Regions from separate parts of the Homo sapiens genome. Here region 2 is linked to region 1. A link is a loop called in an ENCODE intact Hi-C map of the cell type or tissue named here. Cell type or tissue: HCT116. All regions are shown on one strand. Links, peaks and the distances in the headings refer to the core of each region. The heading gives the core; the rest is flanking DNA. Region 1 overlaps DSG4 (desmoglein 4). Region 2 overlaps DSC3 (desmocollin 3).

Region 1 (5,390 bases), core at 228-5,227:
CTTATTGCCCACAATATGGCTTAATCAGCCCCGGTCCAGGGTAGAACAAACTGGCCACAAAAGATCAAAAAGACTTATGGAGTAATTTAGGAGGCTCTTTGATCTTACAATTACTCACTGGACACAATTACTTTTATAACTAGTTGGAGCCCTTACATTATTGAAGCCTCTAAAACACTTAAAATTCTAAGATTTCAAATGCTCTAATAGTCTTTTAAATCAAAGGAATAATAAAAGCAAAAAAGCCCTCCAAAAGTATTACAACCAACATATATTAGCGCATGCTACATGAATTAACACTGGATAGAACCATAGAACATGAAGAAAATAGTTGCAGTACCTGACATCTGTTGCAGGGTTTCCTGTGTCCAAATCTATGGCTGTATATGTGCCAAGCACATAATTCAATAAGGAACTTCCTTTTATTCCTTCCCGCACACTAAAAGCCATAGTACTTGGATGAAATGCAGGTCCTTCTCTCACATCAACAACTTGAATTCTCACAGGGGTTGGGTGCATTTGGAATTGAGAAGCAACGGAGTAGTGAAAATCAGCTTGGTTTTTAACTCCGATACTAAGCTGAATGTTAGGTGCTTGTTCATAATCCAGCATCTGAAATGAAAGAAAATAAAAAACTCTGAAACAGCAAAGAACTCTCTTTCGATAAAGTAAGAAGCCATGGTAAAGCAAACCACACACTAGAATAAGGTCCAGGAGATACGCTGTTTAGATTTTGAATTGAAAAAAATTTTACTTATTACTGCATTAGGTATCTTAGATATGTTTTTCTGTTCATCTTTTAGCATAATCAGCTATGTAGATTATTTAAGGCTGTGATTTTAAATTGGAATAAAATTTTGGAGTTTTGGACTTTTTATACAAAAATGCTGAAATGAAAAACGATTATTTTCCAAATGAGGTGTTTATGAAAAAAAGCTTTAGAATAAAATAAAAACTGTTCACACTATTGAATGAATAAATAAATAGTACCCAGATTTCCTTTATAGAACTCACATCTGAGAATCTTTTGAAAGTATAATCAGCAGAATAAAGGTGCTAATATATATGATGTCACTGAACACGTAATTTTTTTTTAATGGTGTACACAACTTACAAAGAATTTATGATGATTATAGTCGCCGGGTCTGGTGGACAGGAAGACTCCTTTATGGGGCATATTCAAATAAGTAAATGCCATGCCCAGAGAAAAGTCACCTTTGAAATGGGTATTCTGGATAAAAAATAGAATCTTTTGATCCAGAATGATTGATGTGGTGACATGAAAAGTCACAATGAAAAAGTAGTTGCAAAGAAAGAATTGCTGAACAATGTCTGCTTAGAAGGGTTCTGGAAGCTAAGCATCACTTGCAATGCATTTCCAACAGCAGAAGTCAAGATATCAGCAAGGCTTGCCATCAGCAGAACTCTGTGAGGTAAATCTCTGCTTCTCAGGGAAACTCCCTGACATCATGAATGTTTCCTTAGGTTTTAGAGTTACATCTTTTTAGAAGAGCTGATAAGAAAAACATTCACAGAAATTTACTTGGGTTCTTCTTTGGAGATGGCTCAGCATGCCGTGCTTGAATTTCAGCCAAAACCCTTGAGGTTTGAGATTTTGATTCCTTTTGCACATCTGTTTACAGATCCACATAATACCTAGTCCACTGGTCCACGTAATAGACCACCCCACATGATACTTAGCACAGAACTGAATATAAATTATGTACTCAAAAATCACTTTTCAATTGGAAGAGATCTTTCTTCTACAAATCATTTTTTTATTTAATAGAATTCCATGCTATCTTCAAATAAATGAAAAATCGAGAACCTCAAGTTTTTTTTTTTTTTTTTTTTTTTGAGACAGGGTCTCATTCTGTCGCTCAGGCTGGAGTGCAGTGGCACAATCTCAGCTCATTGCAACCTCTGCCTCCTGGATTCAAGCAATTCTCCTGCCTCAGCCTCCCAAGTAGCTGGGACTATAAGCATGCGCCACCACACCGGGCTAATTTTTACATTTTTAGTAGAGACGGGGGTTTTGCCTGTTGGCCAGGCTGGTCTTGAACTCCTGACCTTGGGTGATCCACCTGCCTTGGCCTCTCAAAGAGCTGGGATTACAGGCATGAGCCCCTGTGCCCGGCCTGATAACCTCTATTCTGATAGAGAAATCTCTTGTGCTTTTCTTATGTATATACACAAATGCACTTTTGCTTGTAAGAATATTAATAGTTCTCTCCCCATTGAACAGAGTGTGATGAAAATATACCAACATGTGTCTAAAGTTGTATAATTAAAGATCTTCACATAATCTAGGAACAGGAAATTGTTCTGGGGTCAACCTTTCCTCTTGGAGGAAAGCCAAATAGAGGAAAGGCATAAAATTGTTTACTCATTCTTCGCAAGTGGGGCCCTTTAGTCAGGATTTTCTGATTGTGTCCAGAGGTCAAGGATTGTAAAGAGCAATGGAAACAATGGTTTACTCTGGAGTCTCTTCATAAAGTAAAGGGAGAGGCTGGGGAAACTCAGTCTCTGCAGTTTAAGGAACAAATGAGGAATAACCACTTAACAAGGTACACAGGCGTGTGTTAGAGTGGCTGGGGGTTTGACCTGCAGTGACCAGGAGTGAGGCTCTGGAAGGGCTCAGGATGAAGATAACACATCCAGAAATGTATTTGGCTTCTGGCAGGCTTTTGGCTGCTGTAAATTGTAGTATAGAAGCTACGCTTAGATTCTCACATCCAATTTTTTTGTTCTAATTTAATATGACACTGCTAATTCTAGTGGGGACACTGATTCATTTTAGAATTAAGTATGAAAAAGGGAGAAAGTTAGAAGTCTCCATCCAAAAGAGAATGTGATAGCAGTTTTTCAACAGCAGGGGACTGGGGAAATGGTCAAATATCTGCCTGAGTGTGTATGTTCTGTTTCCAGGAAGGCTCATTTCCTGGTACAAATGTGTCTGGAAGAGAGAAGCAGGGCACACACAGCTGGGAAGGAGTTTATAGTGGTACACAGACTTGGAAGAAAAGTCTCGGCATGCTAGTTCTTTCCTAAAATCGGTTTTACTGGCCCCCAATTACGCAGTGAGACACGAAGGTGGCAGTTAAATATGACTTTGGGACCAGAAAGTTCCAGTTGGTTCTTGTCTTTGCCATTCACCACCTGGGTAAATTGAGACTAGCTATTTGTCTTCTTCAATTTTGTTTCACTTTCTCTAAAAATGGAATTACTGGCTGGGTGCGGTGGCTCACACATGTAATCCCAGCACTGTGCGAAGCTGAGGTGGGCAGATCACTTGAGGTCAGGAGTTTGAGACCAGCCTGGCCAGCAATGGTGAAACCCCGTCTCTACTGAAAATACAAACATTAGCCGGGTGTGGTGGCGCATGCCTGTAATCCCAGCTACTCCGGAGGCTGATGCGTGAAATTGCTTGAACTTGGGAGGAGGAGTTGCAATGATCACACCACTGCACTCCAGCCTGAGTGACAGAGTGAGACTCTGTCTCAAAAAAAAAAAAAAAAAAAAAAAAAAAGCAATGACCCTATTTTCTTCCGAGAGTTGTGAGGATTAAATGAGATAATATATGTGAACCCTCTGGATACACCTTATAACAGAATAGTTGGTGTTTAGTAATTGCTTAATAAATGTTAGAATTATTATAAAAATAGAGAATCAATTTTTTTGTTAGAATTCCAATTGGGTAGCATTTTGCTTTGCTTTTTTCTCAGTGTTGAAGTCAAATATGTATATATATATACACACACACTTTTTTATTGCTTGCGTTTTCATATACACTTATCAATAAATACCAAGGAGAGGCTGTTATTGACAGAGAGACTTTCATTTTTCTGAGATCTTTCTCTTGTTAAACTGTAAATTCCTTGAGAACAGGGACCATATCTTATTTGCCTTCATGTCCTTAACACATAGCAATTCTCAATAAATCCTTATTTTTCTTCTGCCTCCCTGGTCCGCGTTCAAGTGATTTTCATGCCTCAGCCCTCCCAAGTAACTGGAATTACAGGTGACCGCCCCACACCCATCTTTCGCTAGAGACTTGGTTTCACCCCGTTGTCCAGGCTGGTCTCGAACTCCTGGACTCAAGTGACCCTCCCGCCTTGGCCTCCCAAAGTGCTGGGATTACAGGCACGAGCCACCTTAAATCCTTTGAATTGAGTCTTTGTAATTTCCTCAGACTAAGAGAAGGGTTATATAAAGCTTAGTCAAAAGTCCAGTTTCCTCAGGGTTAAGGGGTATCCCGAATGAAAATGGAGAAGGTGTAAGAGGACATTAGTAACCTCATTCCAGATGTATCTGGAATGAGAGGCTGACCACCAGCTGTTGAAAATGTCAAACATGGGAAAATTACGCTTATGTTCTCTAAAATAGTTCTTTTGGCTAGGTAGTAATACAAACATCAAGGTTTAAAATTTCATTTTAATTAGCCTTTCTCCATTACTTTGGTATTTTTAAGCACATTTTTTCTTACTCTTTTTAAGAGATTTGGAAAGTTATCATTCAGAAAAAAATAGATAGGGCTTTGTATATACAGCATCCAAATTACCTTGACAAATTTTTCATGAAATTGATATTTCAATAGCTTTTTTTTTTTTTTAGCAATTAAGTATATCTTTAAAAAAGTTGTTATCACAGAAGGCACATTACATAAGTCAGATAGTACATTGCCTGCATTGTTAATTTTTTTCATATTTATAATTGTATGCAGAAGTTACGAATGATGCAATCAAGTCCAGTGACTTCTGTTTGGATGATATCTATGCCATTAGTTTCAGGTAAATAGTATCATCAATACTATTCTCAAATTTTGTGAGTCTCTACTATCTTTTGGACACTGGACCAGGTGCTGGGGGTAGAAAGATATTTAGATCAGGTTCTTTATGCACAAAATTCTTCTATTATTTTAGTAGGTTGGGAGACAGAACAAAAGCAAAGAGCAGTTACATATTATGAGATAATATACAAAGTTAGTCACTAAGATGATAAGAACATAGGTAAGAATTGCATGTTATGTCTAGCTCTTGATTTTTAACCAGGATGCAAGGTTTAACAAATTCTGATCCCTGGAAGAAAAACTTGACTAAATATTCAGAATTTGATATGGTGGGAGGTGACCTCTTGTTCCTCTATTCCTCTTTGTATTGTATTTGGCAATGTCTCCTATACCCATTCCTTTTTTTTTTTTTTTCCATTTTTACTGCCATTGCCTTAGATCAGATGCTTAGTACCTCAGAACTTAATTAATATCATAATAATTTTTATAACTGTGGTCTTTTCAGAGTTGAACTCATGTTGTTAAGTTTCACTTTTGTTGCCGAGGCTGGAGTGCAATGGCACAATCTCAGCTCACTGCAACCTCCGCCTCCCGGGTTCAA
Region 2 (5,347 bases), core at 1-5,000, 400 kb after region 1:
CAGATATAATTTGTTTATGTAACTTGTTGACCATTTATAATGGGGAAAAAAGCTTGCTAAAAGTTCTCAAGATAGCTAGGAAAATATCAATGAGATATATCTAAAAGAAAGGGAGAGGGGTTTGGAAGATTACTGCCACTCTCTTTCCTTATATATTTCTTAGGACTTCTGAGGTGCTTTTATGCTTCTTGTTTTGTGTAAAGTATATATATATATATATATATATACACACACACAAAGTATATATAAACACAAAGTATATATATACACACACATATACACAAAGTATATATATATACACACAAAGTATATATATATGTACACAAAATATATATATATACACAAAAGTACTTACAAGGCATGTTCTTACCTCAAAAAGATGCCAACTTATTTATGAGAAATAGATCCTACTTTATGGAAAAGCAAAATAGGAACATGACAATAAACCAATATGATAAAGCACTGTCAGAGTTCAAAAACACCTATGATACCTAAATGTACTCATGTAGTTTGGATCAACCAGAAAGGCTGGTGACAAGAGGTACAGCTTACTTGGTAACTTAAAGAATAAGAAGGGTTTGAAAGTGAAGAGACGGTGAGAATAGCTAAAGAAGAGGAAAACAGCATAGCCTACAAGACAGGAGATGATAAAGTTTAGGGGCTATTTAGCAAATAATAAATAAATTGATTTAGAATAGAAGAAATCATGTGTTGGAAAAGAGGCTTGAAACAAGTTCGGTGTTAGAGAAGAGAATATTAAGAAACAAGTGGGAGATAGGACTTCTAAATGCTGCACTAAGGATTTCGGATTTATTCTCATGGTAAAGGAGAGCCAGCCAAGGCTTTTCTACAGGAGAGAGGTATAATCAAGCAGCGTGAAGCTGAGTCAGTAGGGGGATCAGTGAGAATAGGAAGACATCAGGGTTGGGGAAGATGAAAGCTTAGTTTAAGCATGAGTTAATTCTACCAGGATGATGGTAATTGTTATATTAAGATAGGGATGAATAAGAAATATTTCAAAGGTATAAAGGATAAGCTTGTTGACTGACTGAACTTAAGGAACAAAGTAAAAAGCAGAGTCAAAGTGGCAGAGGCTATAGCCAGGGACAACGACTACATATCCAGCCTTTTCTATGTCTCGGGGTGAAGATGCCTTTCTTATTCACTATTTCTCTCTTCAACTCCTCCACACCACCATGCAAAATCATAGCCCATCTATGCTTGACGTGCCTACATGTAGAAACCTGTGATGATCTCTCCAGCGAGAAAGCAGGTTTAATCCCTTGACAGTCCTTGACTCATAGTAAGTTCTTATTTTATTTTTAAGACCGGCATGGATGACTTTTACTTAATATCTGTTCTTTGCCATTTAATGCTAGAGCTGATGATATTGAGTGGCCATTTCACAATATGTACCTGTTCTGTGTTAGGAACACTTCTAAAAGGGGCTTGGAATTATTAATTTATACAAAAACATAAAATTTCATCTTGAATCTATAAACTTGCTTTAATACAATGAGTAAAAGTGATCATTTTAGCTTTGGATCTGAATTTCACTTGAAGGCATGCACATGGGATTAGGAGTTGGGTGAATAATCAGGACTGGAAAAGTAAACCTAGAAATTATTGACATGGATAAAGAGTTGTTGATACCCTGTGAGAAGGAACTTTGGGAAATGTGGATGGAGGAGGACAGAAAGGAGCAGAGAATAAAAGTATGAAAGCTAGCCCTGTAGGCTCAGCATTGCTTTTAGTTTATTTTAAATTCCTCTTTTATTCACTTAGAAATATGATCTTTGAACTTGTGTTTATTACAACGAAATTATACCATCAAGAAGATTTAATAATTAGGAGGGTTTTTTTTTTTCCTTTTTTGTAATTGAATTTTATTGTAATGGCAACTTAAATAAAAAAATGTAGGGTAGCACTGCCACCAAATGGCTACTTTTCAATTCTTTTTTTCTGGTATTTTTTTCTAAGGCAATGCGACAGTAAGTATGACTTTTGTAGATATATTTCAGGTTCAATAAATCATCTGTATTTGAAAAATCTTTCAATTTAGTTAAAGACTGCATTTTAAGTAGAAAAAAATTTAAATTGATAGGAAGGTGGCACAAAGGAACCTGAATGTAATGGAGGTTCTTGTCCTGAAAGTAATGTAACTGTTTGTAATGAAAACTGACATGTCGAGGTTACCACTGTAACTAAACTTCTGTCCTATGGCTCAGAGGGTCGGAGTGAAGTTCCAGTATTAAGTTAATGTTTAATGAAGACTTTTTCATTTTAAAGCATTTCCTTGACTCTTTGTCATCCTCTAGTTCCCTCCACATCTCTCTTTTTCTTTCAAACTGAACTTTAGGAAAGAAAAAATTATATTTGATTTCTCTATAATACTCCTTCCTGCTTACCCAGCACTCCCTGGAAATTCTTTTGGCAAAGCTCATCAATGGCTATTCTTTCACTTAAATCCAATGGGCGCTTATACTTTAATTGAACCCATTCTTACCTTGCTGTGATTTTTCTGTTGTTGTTGTTAACATCATTGGCTGCTCCCACTCCTTACCATATTCTCTCTTCATGGCTTCAGGGTCCTGCCACTTTGGTTTTCTCTGTTATCTCAGTGGCTATTCAGATCTGGCCTGTCACAGCTGTGTTTCTCTTACCCTCCCCTTAAAATGTGATTTTTCTTGTGGTTCTATCCTTAGCCCTTTTTTATTTTGGTTGACAATTTTCTCTGGATAGGTCCTCTATTCCCATGGCCTCAACTATCACCTATTTGGGAGTGTCTCCCAGAATTATATCTCCAGCTCAAATCTCTCATCTGAGTTCCAAATCCGCATATTCATATATTCATCTTGGACATCCCACATGTTTCTAATGTTTACCATGTTCAAACTTTAGTTGCTCACTCTCCTCTTGCCCATAAGCACATCTTTCCTCCCTGTTTCAGTGAGTTGTACCATCTACCTGTTTGCCTTCATGGAACACAAAAGAATAATTTCTAACTCTGTCCTTGATTGCCTCATCCATCTAGATACTTGTAGGCTCTCTGTGGAGTCCATCTACTTCTTTCAGTCATCACTGCTTCCTCCTTGGCTTAGGTCCTTATCATTTTTACCTGGAATATCAGATCAGATCAGATGCAGTGACCCCCATCTGATCTCCATGAACTTAAATTTGTCTTCTTATTTGTCTTCCACATTATTGCCTAGAATGATATTTTTGAAATGTGTTTCTCTCTGTAATGAGTTAAAATTCTTCACAGTCCCTGTGATCTTCATAATAAAGTCTATTTTTTTAGCATAGCATATAGATCTTTATATCTTATGGCCTTTTATAACCTTTCTAACTCCCCCCAACCCTAATCTTATGTGGTAGCTGTTCTCAACTGATTGAAGTTGGGGACCCCTGAAGGACATTGTTTGCCTTTTGCCTCCAGACCCTTCTACAGTGGTTGCCTTGTTTGTCCCACTCCTACTAGTCCCTAGTCTCTTAGCTCAGAGTTTTTCCAGTTACCTGTTCTATTCCACCTACCCTGTTTGGATTTGAATTTTAATGCTCTACTTCTGTGCTCTTGTAACATTTTGTGCTCACCCACATAGTAGAGTAATCACATTCTCAAAGTATTTGTTTTTCTCTCTCCCTGGAATAAGATCTTCTTGGAGCCATCGAGAGACTATGTCTATCTTTATATCCCTAGGCTTTTGCATTTGCTATGGTGAAATTTGTCCCTAAAAGCTGATATGTTGGAAACTTAATCCCCAATGCAACAGTGTTGAGAGGTGAGACCTTTAGTAGGTGATTAGGTCATGAGGGCTCTGCTCTCATGAATGGATTACTGTCCTTATCATGAGAATGGGTTTATTATCATGAAAGCTTATTGTAAAAGCAAGTTCAGCCCCCTGTTGCTCCTCTCTCCCTCTCTCCCTCTCCCTCTCACTCGTGCTCTTTTGCCCTTCCACCTTCTGCCATGGGATGGGCCCTCGCCAAATGTGAACTCCTTGATCTTGGACTTCCCAGACTTCATAACTGTAAGAAATAAATCTCTGTTCTTTAAAAATTAACCAGTCTCAGGTATTCTGTTATAGCAGCACAAAATGAATGAAGACAGTATCTGGGCACATAATTAGAAACTGATAAATGTCTGTTGAATGAATGAATGAATGAATGAATAAAAGGTTGAACAAATATTCTCTCTCCTTTGCCTTCTCATGACAACTTAGAATCCATTTCCTCTCAACATGAATTATTTCATTTTATTATTTCAGTGCTCTGCCAATGGATTTATGACCCAAACTACCAACAACTCTAGCCAAGGTTTTTGTGGTACTATGGGATCAGGAATGAAAAATGGAGGGCAGGAAACCATTGAAATGATGAAAGGAGGAAACCAGACCTTGGAATCCTGCCGGGGGGCTGGGCATCATCATACCCTGGACTCCTGCAGGGGAGGACACACGGAGGTGGACAACTGCAGATACACTTACTCGGAGTGGCACAGTTTTACTCAACCCCGTCTCGGTGAAGTGAGTTTCCTTAGGTGTTTTGAGTCTAAAATTTAAACCTCCGAATGGAGAAAAATAGACAATTCAAATTAACATATATTTTCTGTATTTTTCTGTGGGCTCTCTCTTGCTTGCTCTGTTCATTTTCCCGTGCTCTTTGATTTTGTTACATTATTTAATTTAAAAGAGATTTTATTTCATTTTTCATATTTCATTTAATTTATAAAATCCCATAAATATAGGATGTTTTTAATATTCTTCACTAACGTCTCATTTTTAGTTGTGTATTTACCTCATGAACCCTTTTGATATAGAAGATCGTGAAAGTAATTCTAGTTCCTCACAATTACAAACTTTTCAAATGAAATCTGTATTTCTCTGTGAAAACACCAACATTTGTATGCAGTTTTAGGATAAAGATTAAATAGCATGATTTATATATATTTTTATCTTATTGCAAATTGACAAAATTTAATTGTATATGTTTATGGGGCACAAAGTGATATTATGATTTATGTCTGCAATGTAGAATGATTAAATCACACTTAACATATGCATCACCTCAAATACTTATTTTTTGTGGTGAGAACATTTGAAATGTACTTTCTTTGCAATTTTGAAATATAACATATACTATTATTAACTATAGTCACCATTGCAGGACATATTTTAAATATACAAAGCACCATGCGAATGTAAAGTGCTTTTATTTTAAGGAAAGCAAGAATATGAAAGAAAGAAGGAATTAAAATAAGGAATTCTCTGTTCATACCAAAATCACCTATGAAGCAGAAGCTTTTTTCTTTCTTTTCTTTTTTTTTTTTTTTTTTTTTTTTTTTTAA

Evidence for each region. A loop is a pair of places that touch in the nucleus more often than their neighbours do. Peaks named below come from ENCODE experiments on the same cell type or tissue, not always from the same donor. Only the 100,000 strongest peaks of a DNase experiment are listed, where the experiment ranks them.
Region 2: a loop joins it to region 1, with 2.3 times the contacts of the local background. A loop is called at or near these places in 2 of 110 quality-filtered maps.

What each region holds. Positions count from the first base shown.
Region 1 is chr18:31,394,494-31,399,883 of GRCh38, reverse strand. It overlaps DSG4 (desmoglein 4), which reads right to left. Exons shown (of 16, transcript NM_177986.5): 9 at 341-612. All of the region lies in intron 1 of DSG1-AS1 (DSG1 antisense RNA 1), which reads left to right. Among named protein-coding and RNA genes, the nearest start is that of DSG4, 20 kb to the right of the region's middle. RefSeq lists a silencer at 1,412-1,612. In HCT116, for the core only: a CTCF peak has its summit at 2,890; a DNase peak (open chromatin) is centred at 323; H3K4me3 peaks cover 1,133 bases; H3K27ac peaks cover 2,676 bases.
Region 2 is chr18:30,995,970-31,001,316 of GRCh38, reverse strand. It overlaps DSC3 (desmocollin 3), which reads left to right. Exons shown (of 16, transcript NM_001941.5): 15 at 4,269-4,526. Among named protein-coding and RNA genes, the nearest start is that of DSC3, 44 kb to the left of the region's middle. RefSeq lists an enhancer at 3,557-4,131. In HCT116, for the core only: a CTCF peak has its summit at 1,930; a DNase peak (open chromatin) is centred at 2,006.